2 separate regions of the Homo sapiens genome follow, and region 2 is linked to region 1. Evidence: chromatin contacts called from ENCODE Hi-C or POLR2A ChIA-PET data. All regions are on one chromosome and are shown on one strand. The core of a region is the stretch at or near the end of the contact, and the rest is flanking DNA. Distances in the headings are between cores, read along the strand shown.

The links. Hi-C counts contacts between places; a loop is a spot of excess contacts on that map. ChIA-PET counts read pairs that join two places held with the same protein, here RNA polymerase II (POLR2A). Pooled maps may share reads with other maps.
Region 2: a map with no recorded cell type shows a loop between it and region 1 (3-fold over the local background). The contact joins two enhancer-like sites. A Hi-C loop is called at or near these places in 1 of 37 single-sample maps with no recorded cell type and 2 of 50 pooled maps. POLR2A ChIA-PET finds 5 or more read pairs at or near these places in 1 of 52 experiments (WTC11).

What each region holds. Positions count from the first base shown.
Region 1 is chr1:23,108,052-23,112,816 of GRCh38, reverse strand. It overlaps LUZP1 (leucine zipper protein 1), which reads left to right. Exons shown (of 4, transcript NM_001395462.2): 2 at 3,690-3,795. Among named protein-coding and RNA genes, the nearest start is that of LUZP1, 58 kb to the left of the region's middle. Within about 2 kb of position 1,941, at least 3 of the 41 ENCODE cell types and tissues checked have a DNase peak (open chromatin) inside an H3K27ac peak, as active enhancers do.
Region 2 is chr1:23,718,270-23,723,598 of GRCh38, reverse strand. No RefSeq gene overlaps it. Among named protein-coding and RNA genes, the nearest start is that of ELOA, 23 kb to the left of the region's middle. Within about 2 kb of position 2,863, at least 5 of the 41 ENCODE cell types and tissues checked have a DNase peak (open chromatin) inside an H3K27ac peak, as active enhancers do.

The DNA.
Region 1 (4,765 bases), core at 692-3,191:
TCTTACTTCCATGATCTGTGGCTGCTCTGGGCTATTTCTTCAGGACAGAAAGCCTAGGGTTTGTTTTTTGATTGGAACTTCAGCTAGACCAGCCTCAGGCTAGAGATCCAAAAATGAGGAGTTCATTCCATGTCAGCCCTTTCTTCCAACTTTCAACTTATTTTCAAAATCTGCCAGCCCTTGTTCACTTCAGATAGTTTTTGTGTTTTATCCAGAGTATAGTTGTTGTCTGTGGGAGGGTCATACTGAAAGCAGAATTTCTTACTGACATTTTTATCTATTATCAAAGTGTTTGGGGGACAAAAATGTTCACTTGAGCTTGTTTTGTAAGCTTGGGCAAGTCTCCTTTCCTCTCTGGGACCCACTTGCTCCTCTGGGAAAGGAGGTGGTTGGACTCTGTGATCTGTAAGGATCCTTCAGTCTCTGCTTCTAGGCAGACAGACACGTACACACATACTACCACCACTATCACCACCAACAGTAACAGAAACAATAAGTGCCAGAAGAGATGCTTGAGGGAAGTGATGAGGATGGATCTGTCATGGTGGAAAGCTCTCTGAAGCAGCATCACTAAGGAATTTGAGGATGTTTACAGTCATCCTCTTGTTTTGGGGACAGAGGGCAAGTACGCTGAGGAAGCAAGAAGTAAATGGCATTCAGAAGAAAGAAATCAGTTACTGCTTACTTCTACCCCTTAGAAATATGAGAGAACGTAGACAGTTGAAAACAAATCAGGATTAGCTGGAGTTCCTCTTTCCCTTTGGCAGTGCATTCTGTCTTGTTTTGAAGAGAAAAGCCCCTGGGCCTTAGTAACATGTCAGCAAATTTGGCAGTAGGTGGTAGGTGCTGGGACAGTAGATTTTAGCAGGGGCGCTGCTATCACTGTTAGGGCTGCAGAGACCTTAGGGGAGATAGACCAGATTTATGTGACCATTTCTTAGAGTTCAGAATTTTTATGTAGGAGAGGTTTTAGGCTATGCAGAAGAAGATGAGTGTGTGTGTGGGGGGGCGGTGTTTGTGTGTGGGTGTTGTGTGTGTAAGGTGGGTGGGGAGGGGGAAAGAGACAGGTGGTGATGGGGTAGGACGGAAAGTCTGTGGAACTGTCCTAAAACTATTTGAATACCAATCACACTTACTTTAACTTCCATTGATTATTTTTTAAAAGCAGAGGGTGGAGAGCTAAAGCTTCCCCCACATCCACCTAAGCTATCTCTTGGGTGCCGCCTTGGTATAGATCGTTTTTAAAATTATTTTTAAATATAGAGCGTCACTCTGTCATCTAAGCTGGAGTGCAGTAGGACAACTGTGGCTCACAGCAGCCTCAAACTTCTGGGCTCCAGGTGATCCTCCCGTCTCAGTCTCCCAAGTAGCTAGGACTATAGGTGTGCATCACCATGCCCAGCTAATTAAAATTTTTTTTTTTTTGTAGAGATGGGGGCCTTGCTTTGTTGTTGTCCAGGCTGTTCTTGAACTCCTGGGTTCAAGCAATCCTCCTGCCTTGGCCTCCCAAAGTGCTGGGATTATAGGCATGAGCCACTGTGCCTGGCCTAGATCCTTTTTTATACTTATTTTCTAGCTGTTTTTATTATCAGTAACTTTTTTTTTTTTTTTTTTTTTGAGACAGCGTCTCACTGTGTCGCCCAGGCTGGAGTGCAGTGGCGCGATCTGGGCTCACCACAAACTCCGCCTCTTGGTTTGAAGAGGTTCTCTTGCCTCAGCCTCCTGAGTAGCTGGGATTATAGGCACATGTCACCATGCCCAGCTAATTTTTGTATTTTTAGTAGAGATGGGGTTTCACCATATTGGCCAGGGTTGTCTTGAACTCCTGACCTCAGGTGATCTGCCCGCCTTGGCCGCCCAAAGTGCTGGGATTACAGGCGTGAGTCACCGTGCCTGGCCGATACTATCAGTAACTCTTCTCTTTGGGAGGCCAAGGTGTGAAGATTGCTTGAGGTCACGAGTTTCAGACCAGCCTGGGTGACATAGTGTGACCCCATCACTACAAAAAAAAATTCTTTTCAAATTTTATTCTCTTGAGGCTTGAGTTACTACTGTTCCCCTCATCTTTTAAGCTGTTTTTAAAAAACTCTCATTATTTGTCCATTGTAATTCTAGCCGCCTTGCTCTCTGGGAAGATAGAGGCAGGGATGGGTGTGTGTGTGTGTGTGTGTGTGTGTGTGTATGTGTGCGCGTTCATGCATGCGCGCAGGTGCAGGTATGTGTGCATGTGTGCATGTTTTGGTGGAGGTGTGGAAGTTGGATTAAAGGGACCAATAGTCTTGGAAGGCAGTCACAAGGTGGCTTGCAGGGATGTGTAAGGGAGGCAGTTGTGATGAAAGAAGGGAGGATAGTTTGTAAGATCATGTACAAAAGCTTTAGGTTTACCACTAGCTTAGAAGCTACCTTTCCATTTTCCTCAAGAGTAAGATAACACAAGAAGTTTGACCCAGATCTTCCATCTGTAGTAGCTCTTCTCTAATTTTAGGGGTAAGATTCAATGGGATGGTAGGCTTTTCAACTCTCCTGTAGAAGCCTGCTTGTTTCAAAACTGGAGGGTAAGTTTGCAGAAAGAAAAGCTCTATTTTTAGTTTTAATTGATATTGGGTGGTTCAGGGCTCTTTTGAGGACCGAGTCTAGAGGGCAACAAAATGAGAGCCAGCATGGTGAAGGGACTTTCAAAGTCAGACAGACTTGAGTTTAAACTCTGTCATTTAATAACAAGCTGTAAGACCTTGGACAAGTCACTTCTTGAAACTTAAATTCTTTATCTGTAAAGTAGAGGTAACATTATCTTCTTATTGTCTTATATAAAACATAAAGCATAGTGCTCAGGGTTGGTAAATACTCCGCAGATGTTTTTTTCCTATCTTCTAGAACATCTTATTTTTAGTAGAATCCTTGCTTTTCTGCTAAATAATTGTGTGACTCACCCTTTCTAAGTTTTAGTTTCCTTCTGTAAAACAAGGACATTTAACTGAAGGTTGAGTATCCCCTTATCCGAAATCCCTGGGACCAGAAGTGTTTTAGATTTCAGATTTTTAAAAAAAATATTTGCATGTATACAGTGACATGTCTTGGGATAAGACCCAAGTCTAAACATGAAATTCGTTTATGTTTCCTATACACCTTATACATATAGCCTGAAGGTAATTTTATTTTTCCCCAGGGGACATTGAATAAACCTGAGTATTGTGTGCCTGTATTTTGACTGCGACCTATCAGATGAGATCAGGTATGGAATTTTCCACTTGTGGAGTCATGTGGGCACTCAAAACATTTCAGATTTTGGAGCATTTTGAATTTGGGATTTTCAGATCAGGGATGCTCAACCTGTAGCTGATTTCTGAGATGCTTCCTAGCTGTAAGATGTCATGTACATTTTTAGACTGTTGAGGAATGTTCGGGTGTTTTAATTTAAGCAAAGACAGTGGGTTCTACCCTAGGACCATATCATCTTATAGGAAAGGGGAAGTCTCCTACAGCCAAATTCTTTCTTGACTTTCCTGAGAGAGACATAGCCAGCTTAGCCAGGTTCCTTTAGTGTCAGGATCTAGATGCAGATCTTACCTTGGCCCCTTGCTGACAGTGAATTGTATGTGAAAGTCTTTGGGACAGCCCTCTGGGTCACCTCAGTCTTGGTATGATTCATGCATTACCTATCTCTTCCATTCTGTTTATATTCTATCCAGGTCAAGAGACAACTGCCTTTGAAAGAGAGTGAGTGACTGTTTCCAAAACAGCAAGCATAGGGAGAGCCGCCGGAAGTATTGACGGAAAGCTTGAATTACCTACATGGTAAGTATGTTGTACAGTGAAACCTGGGTGTACCAATAGAATTGGGTGGTTTCTGAAGCCACTATAATTTTGCCACTACTGGAAGTGGGGAGGAAAGTCAGTATTTGTGATGGCCTATTATGAACCAAATACTATGCTGAGTACTTAACCAACCAACCTGATGAGGGTGAAAAATCCTTGCATGAAGTTAGCAACCGTAAGAATTAGGCCACCCTTAAGAAGTAGCTACCATTTATTGAATATTTACTCTATGTCGGGCGCAGTCCTGTTGGACATGTTATCGCCCTACCAACCCTGTGAGGTAAGTACTGTTGTCATCACCACAAGGAAACAAGCTTAAAGAGGTTAAATAACTCTTCCAAGTTCACACAAGTAGTAGAACTAGGTTTCAAACCTGCATTATTTTCTTTCCTTTTTTTCTGAGACTGGGTTTCGCTCCCATTGCCCAGGCTGGAGGGCGGTGGCGTGATCATGGCTCACTGCAGCCTTGACTTCCTGGGCTCAGGTGATCCTCCCACCTCAGCCTCCCTAGTAACTGGGACTACAGGTGTGCACCACCATGCCCAGCTAATTTTTTTGTAGAGACTGGGTCTCTGTATTGTCCAGGCTGGTCTCAAACTGCTGGGCTAAAGCAGTCCTCCTGCCTTAGTCTCCCAAAGTGCTGGGATTACAGGCATGAGCCACCACCCTAGTGGGTTATTTTCATTACACTATAATGTTTCCCTTTTAAGAAAGTTACTTTTTGGTTGAGGCTGTGACTGATTTAACCTTGGAAAAGCAAAGCAAAATACAAAACCTTTTGATCAACAATTAGGTTCTTTTCCTAGCCATTTATGGATTTTATGTGCCAATATTTTATTGGTTGGTGTTGGCTAAGGCAGAGGAGAGCACTAATGAAATAGAAGAGATAGAAGTGAGAACTTGAACGGTCAGTGGCCAAGAGACCTGGTGGTCTTGGTTGCTCCTGATA
Region 2 (5,329 bases), core at 1,614-4,113, 610 kb before region 1:
ATCACACCACTGCACTCCAGCCTGGGTGACAGAGCGAGAATCCGTCTAAAAAAAAAAAAAAAAACCAAAAAAGCCCAAAAAGAGATCAGACAGCTGTTTATAGAGGCCGGTTAGAACTTTACTCAGCAAGAGGCAGGGCGCGGTGGCTCACGCCTGTAATCCCAACACTTTGGGAGGCCGAGGCGGGTGGATCACGAGGTCAGGAGATGGAGACCATCCTGGCTAATGTGGTGAAACCCCGTCTCTACTAAAAATACAAAAAAAATTAGCTGGGCATGGTGGTGGGCGCCTGTAGTCCCAGCTATTCGGGAGGCTGAGGCAGGAGACTGGCGTGAATCTGGGAGGCGGAGCTTGCAGTGAGCCGAGATGGCGCCACTGCACTCCAGCCTGGGCGACAGAGCGAGACTCTGTCTCAAAAAAAAAAAAAAAAAGAACTTTACTCAGCAAGGAAACCCTCCCTAAACCTGTTTCTGCCCCTACTTCCCACTCCAGCAAAGGGCACCATTATTTGCCAAGTGGCTCAAGTCTGAAGTCAAGGGGCTATCCTGGACTCTGACATACCTACCCATCCACCTCCATTCACCAGATCCTACTGATGTTATCTTCCAACTCCCTCAAAACCTATTTGCTTCTTCCATCTCATTCTCTCTAACGTGGATTAAGCTGCAACTGCCTCTCCACAACTGCCCTCTGCACCCTGTTCCACCCATCTCCTGCAGAGCTGTCAATTCAAATTGACTCTGATATGCAAATCTGATTTCGAGTAAAACCCTTCAGTGCTCCCCTGTGGCCTGCAGCCCTGGTACTCTCAACCCTGGCTACACATTACAGTCACTTGGGGAGCTTTAAAACTGATCCCAACACGAAGTCCCCATATCTTAAGAGACTCAGACCAAATGTTTTTAGTTCTTTTTTTTTTTTTTTTTGAGATGGAGTTTTGCTCTTGTTGCCCAGGATGGAGTGCAATGGCACGATCTCAGCCCACCGCAACCTCCACCTCCCGGGTCCAAGCGATTCTCCTGCCTCAGCCTGCCGAGTAGCTGGGATTACAGGCACGTGCCACCATGCTCGGCTAATTTTGTATTTTCAGTAGAGACAGGATTTCTCCATATTGGTCAGGCTGGTCTCGAACTCCTTACCTCAGGTGATCTGCCCACCTTAGCCTCCTAAAGTGTATTACAGGCATGAGCCACTGCGCCCAGCATTTTTTTTTTTTTAAGACAGAGTCTTGCTCTGTCACCCAGGCTAGAGTGCAGTGGCACGATCTCAGCTCACTGCAACCTCCGCATCCCAGGTTCAAGCGATTCTTGTGCCTCAGCCTCTTGAGTAGCTGGGATTACAGGCGCCCGCCACTGCGCCCGGCTAATTTTTGTATTTTTAGTAGAGATGGGGTTTCACCATCTTGGCCAGGCTGGCCTCGAACCCCTGACCTCGTGATCCACCTGCCTCAGCCTCCCAAAGTGCTGGGATTACAGGAGTGAGCCACCACGCCCAGCCCATGTCATTCTTTTTCTTTTTTGAGACAAGGTCTTGCTGCCACTTAGGCTGCAGTGCAGTGGTGTGATCACAGCTCACTGCAGCCTCAACCTCCCACCTACCTCCCAAGTAGCTGGGACTACAGGTGCATGCCACCATGCCCACCTTATTTTTTTATTTTTTGTAGAGATGGGGTTTCACTATGTTGCTCAGGCTGGTCTCGAACTCCTGGGCTCAAGCAATCTGCCTGCCTCAGCCTCTCAAAGTGCTGGGATTACAGGCATGAGCCACAGTGCCTAGCCTGTCATTCATCATTCTTTTTTTTTTTTTTTTTTTTTTTGAGATGGAGTCTCGCTTTGTCACCCAGGCTGGATAGCAGTGGTGCAATCTCAGCTCACAGTAACCTCTGCCTCCTGGGTTCAAGCGATTCTCCTGCCTTAGCCTCCCGAGTAGCTGGGATTATAGGCACACACCACCACGCCCAGCTAATTTTTGTATTTTTAGTAGAGACATCGTTTCACCATGTTGGCCAGGCTGGTCTCGAACTCCTGAACTCAAGTGATCTGCCCACCTCGGCCTCCCAAAGTGCTGAGATTACAGGTGTAAGCCACCGTGCCTGGCCCTGTCATTCATTCTTTCAGCAAAAATTTACTAAGCATCTACTATGTGCCACGTGCCTTGCTTGCACTGATGTGCCTGGTACATAGGCACAGTATGAACAGTAACATTTAGGCCCCTCATAAAGCCTACAGCCTGTTAGGGTCAATGAGGCTCTTAGTGTTTTTTGGGTTTTTTTTTTTTTTTTTTTTTTTTTGAGATAGAGTCTCTTGCCCAGGCTGGAGTGCAGTGGCACAATCTCGGCTCACTGCAACTTCCACCTCCCAGGTTCAAGCGATTCTCCTGTCTCAGCCTCCCGAGTAGCTGGAATTACAGATGTGTGCCACCATGCCTGGCTAATTTTTTTTCTATTTTTAGGAGAGATGGGGTTTCACCATGTTGGCCAGGCTGGTCTCGAACTCCTGACCTCAGGTGATCCACCTGCCTTGGCCTCCCAAAGTGCTGGGATTACAGGCATGAGCCACCATTCCTGGGCTGAGGCTCTTAGTGTTTTTTTTGTTTGTTTGCTTTTTTTTTTTTTTTTTTTTTTTTTTTGTGGCTCTTAGTGTTTTAAGCCTTACTTCTGGCCCCTCTCACCTCTTACTCTTTGTTCTAGTCATCATGACAGAGTTGGGATTTCCCAAACTTGCCCCATTGCAGCCTCAGGGTCTATAAATATGCCAACCCAAAATTCCAGCCCTCAGCCTCCTGGCCTCATTAAGACTCAGTTTGAGAATCACTTCCTCTGAGCAGCCTGTACCTAACCCCACCCCAGATCTGCCCCAGATTATCGTGCACCCATCACTGGAGGAGTCTCTCGTGTGGTCGTCACTGTCCATTTCTTTGTGTGATGTCCTCACTAGACTGTGAGCTCCTTGCAAGCAGGGACTGTGACTAAACCATCTCTGTATCCCTGCTGGGGGCACTAACTAGCTGGTGAACCCATAAGTACGTGGACTTGAACGGCCCAGTGGAGGGTCTGTATGAGAGGTATCCGCATAGGGCAATACACGGTGTGAGAGAAGAACTGCAGCTTCAGAAGGGCTAGGAGGCCAGGTTCTCAGCAGGAGTTTCCAGAGCACATAGCCTGTAACCACCAGGAAACAGGCAGAGATACAGAGCCTCGAAGCTGAGAAAGACAGTGCCTTACTTCTCCTTGAAGAGGGGCCTTGTGTGGTGAAAGTAACACATCTGTGTTCTAATTTGACTCCTCACCGGCTATGTGACTTTGGGTTAGACGGACCTCTAATATTTGCATGGCTGATGGCAAAAGTGTATACAGAGGCCCACATACCATTTATCTAAATATTTAAAAGTTAAAAACTAACAAACCATTAAATACAGTTTTTACTCTATCCTATCCTATTCTGTTCTCTTACTTCGATGAATATACCTTCATAATGACCTGGGGCTAGGTTTAAATTTAACATTCTCAGATTCCTAAGAGTTCTTGGGGATGTGGTGGCACAAGGAGAACTAGCCCCTAACCTACATGCTGTTCTTCCCACCTGCATTAGGCAGAATAATGTCCCCTCCCCACCCCAGGTGTCCACACCCTGATCCCAGGAACCTGTGAATATGTTATCTTACATGGCAAGGGGGAATTAAAATTGCTAATCAGGCCAAGCATGGTGGCTCACACCTGTAATCCCAGCACTTTGGGAGGCCGAGGCAGGAGGATCACTTGAACTCAGAGGTTTGAGACCAGCCTGGGCAACATTGCAAGACCTCATTTCAATTTATATTACAAATTTATTTATTTTAATACAATAAAAATTGCTAATCAGCTGACCTCAAGATAGGGAGATTATCCTGGATTATTGAGGTAGCCCAAAATAATCACAAGGGTGCTTCTAAGTGAAAGCGAGAAGCATGAGTCAGAGTCAGAGAAGATGTGATGACAGAGGCAAAGGCTGGAGTGATGGGATTGCTGGCTTTGAAGGTGGCCACCAGCCAAGGAACACAGGTGGCCTCTAGAAGCTGGAAAAGGCAAGCAAACAGATTCTCCCTGGAGCCTCAGGAAGGACACAGCCATGGCTATACCTTGATTATAGCCCAGTGAGACCCATTTTGGACCTCTGGCCTCCATAAATGTCAGATAGTAAGTTTGCGGTAATTTTTTTACAGCAGAAATAGGAAATGAATACACTGCCTTAGTCTCTGTCCTGCACCACAGGGCCTCACGTTCAGCCCAGGGGTCACACCAGCTCCTAAGTGCAAAGTCACACTCACAGACAGATGCCCCTTGGCCACCCCTTGGGCCTAGGGGTACACACACCAGTGTTCTGGGGAGGAGGGACCCAGGGAAGAGGCTCTGGAAAACAGCAGGGAAATCTGGGGTTGTGACATGTGTAGCATGGTCTAGAAAGGGGTATGGGCTTAGGGTTGGCACAGCTCCTAGGCTGCACGGCCTCCTCACCTGCTCACTTGGGGTAAATGGCTTCACCTCCCTGAGCCTCATCTGTAAAATCAACCATGTGGATCATTATTGAGCACATCATCTGAGCCAAGTGTCCTACTTAGTATCAGAGATTTGAGAATGCCTCATCCTTGTCCTCAAGGAACTCATCTCCTAGTAATTCTGACCTCACAGGGCTTCTACCCAAGAAGGGAATGGTAGGTAAAGCAGCTGACACATAGAAACCCCTCAATAAACTTTATTTTCCATTCCTTTCTACTTAACCAAATCAAGGGGCTTACCAATTAAAAATAAAAATCCCTTGCCCAAACTCTTTGATGGATTCCATCTGCTCCTAGGAGGGGCCTAAAATCCTTTGCAAGCCCAACCTCCACCCCACTCTGTGTTCCACATACAAACCTTGTAATTCCTCAACTCCACCAAAGGGGCGCTCCTGCTTCTGGCCTTCGCCTTGCTGTTCCTGCTGCCTGGAATGTCTTGTCTTCCACAAACACCCACCCCTTCTCACCAAGCTTTCTCTTTCAGGGCTTAGTTGAAATGCCATTCTCCTGGTGAAGCCCTTCTCGGTTTCAGAACCCCACTAACCTGAGCAGGTTTACCTGCCATCTTCTCTCCCAACACCAGATAGGACTCTCTGTAGCACTGACCATGATGGCTATTATATGACTACTATTTGTATTACCTTTTGTTGGTTAAATATAAAATGAATTTATTTTCATAATTTTAAATTTCATGTTCTTCAAGACAAAGTCTCAAATGTATTATTTTTGTGTTGTGGTAAAATAAATACATATATCTAACATTTAGCTATGCCATTCAGTCAGTGGCATTCTGTAG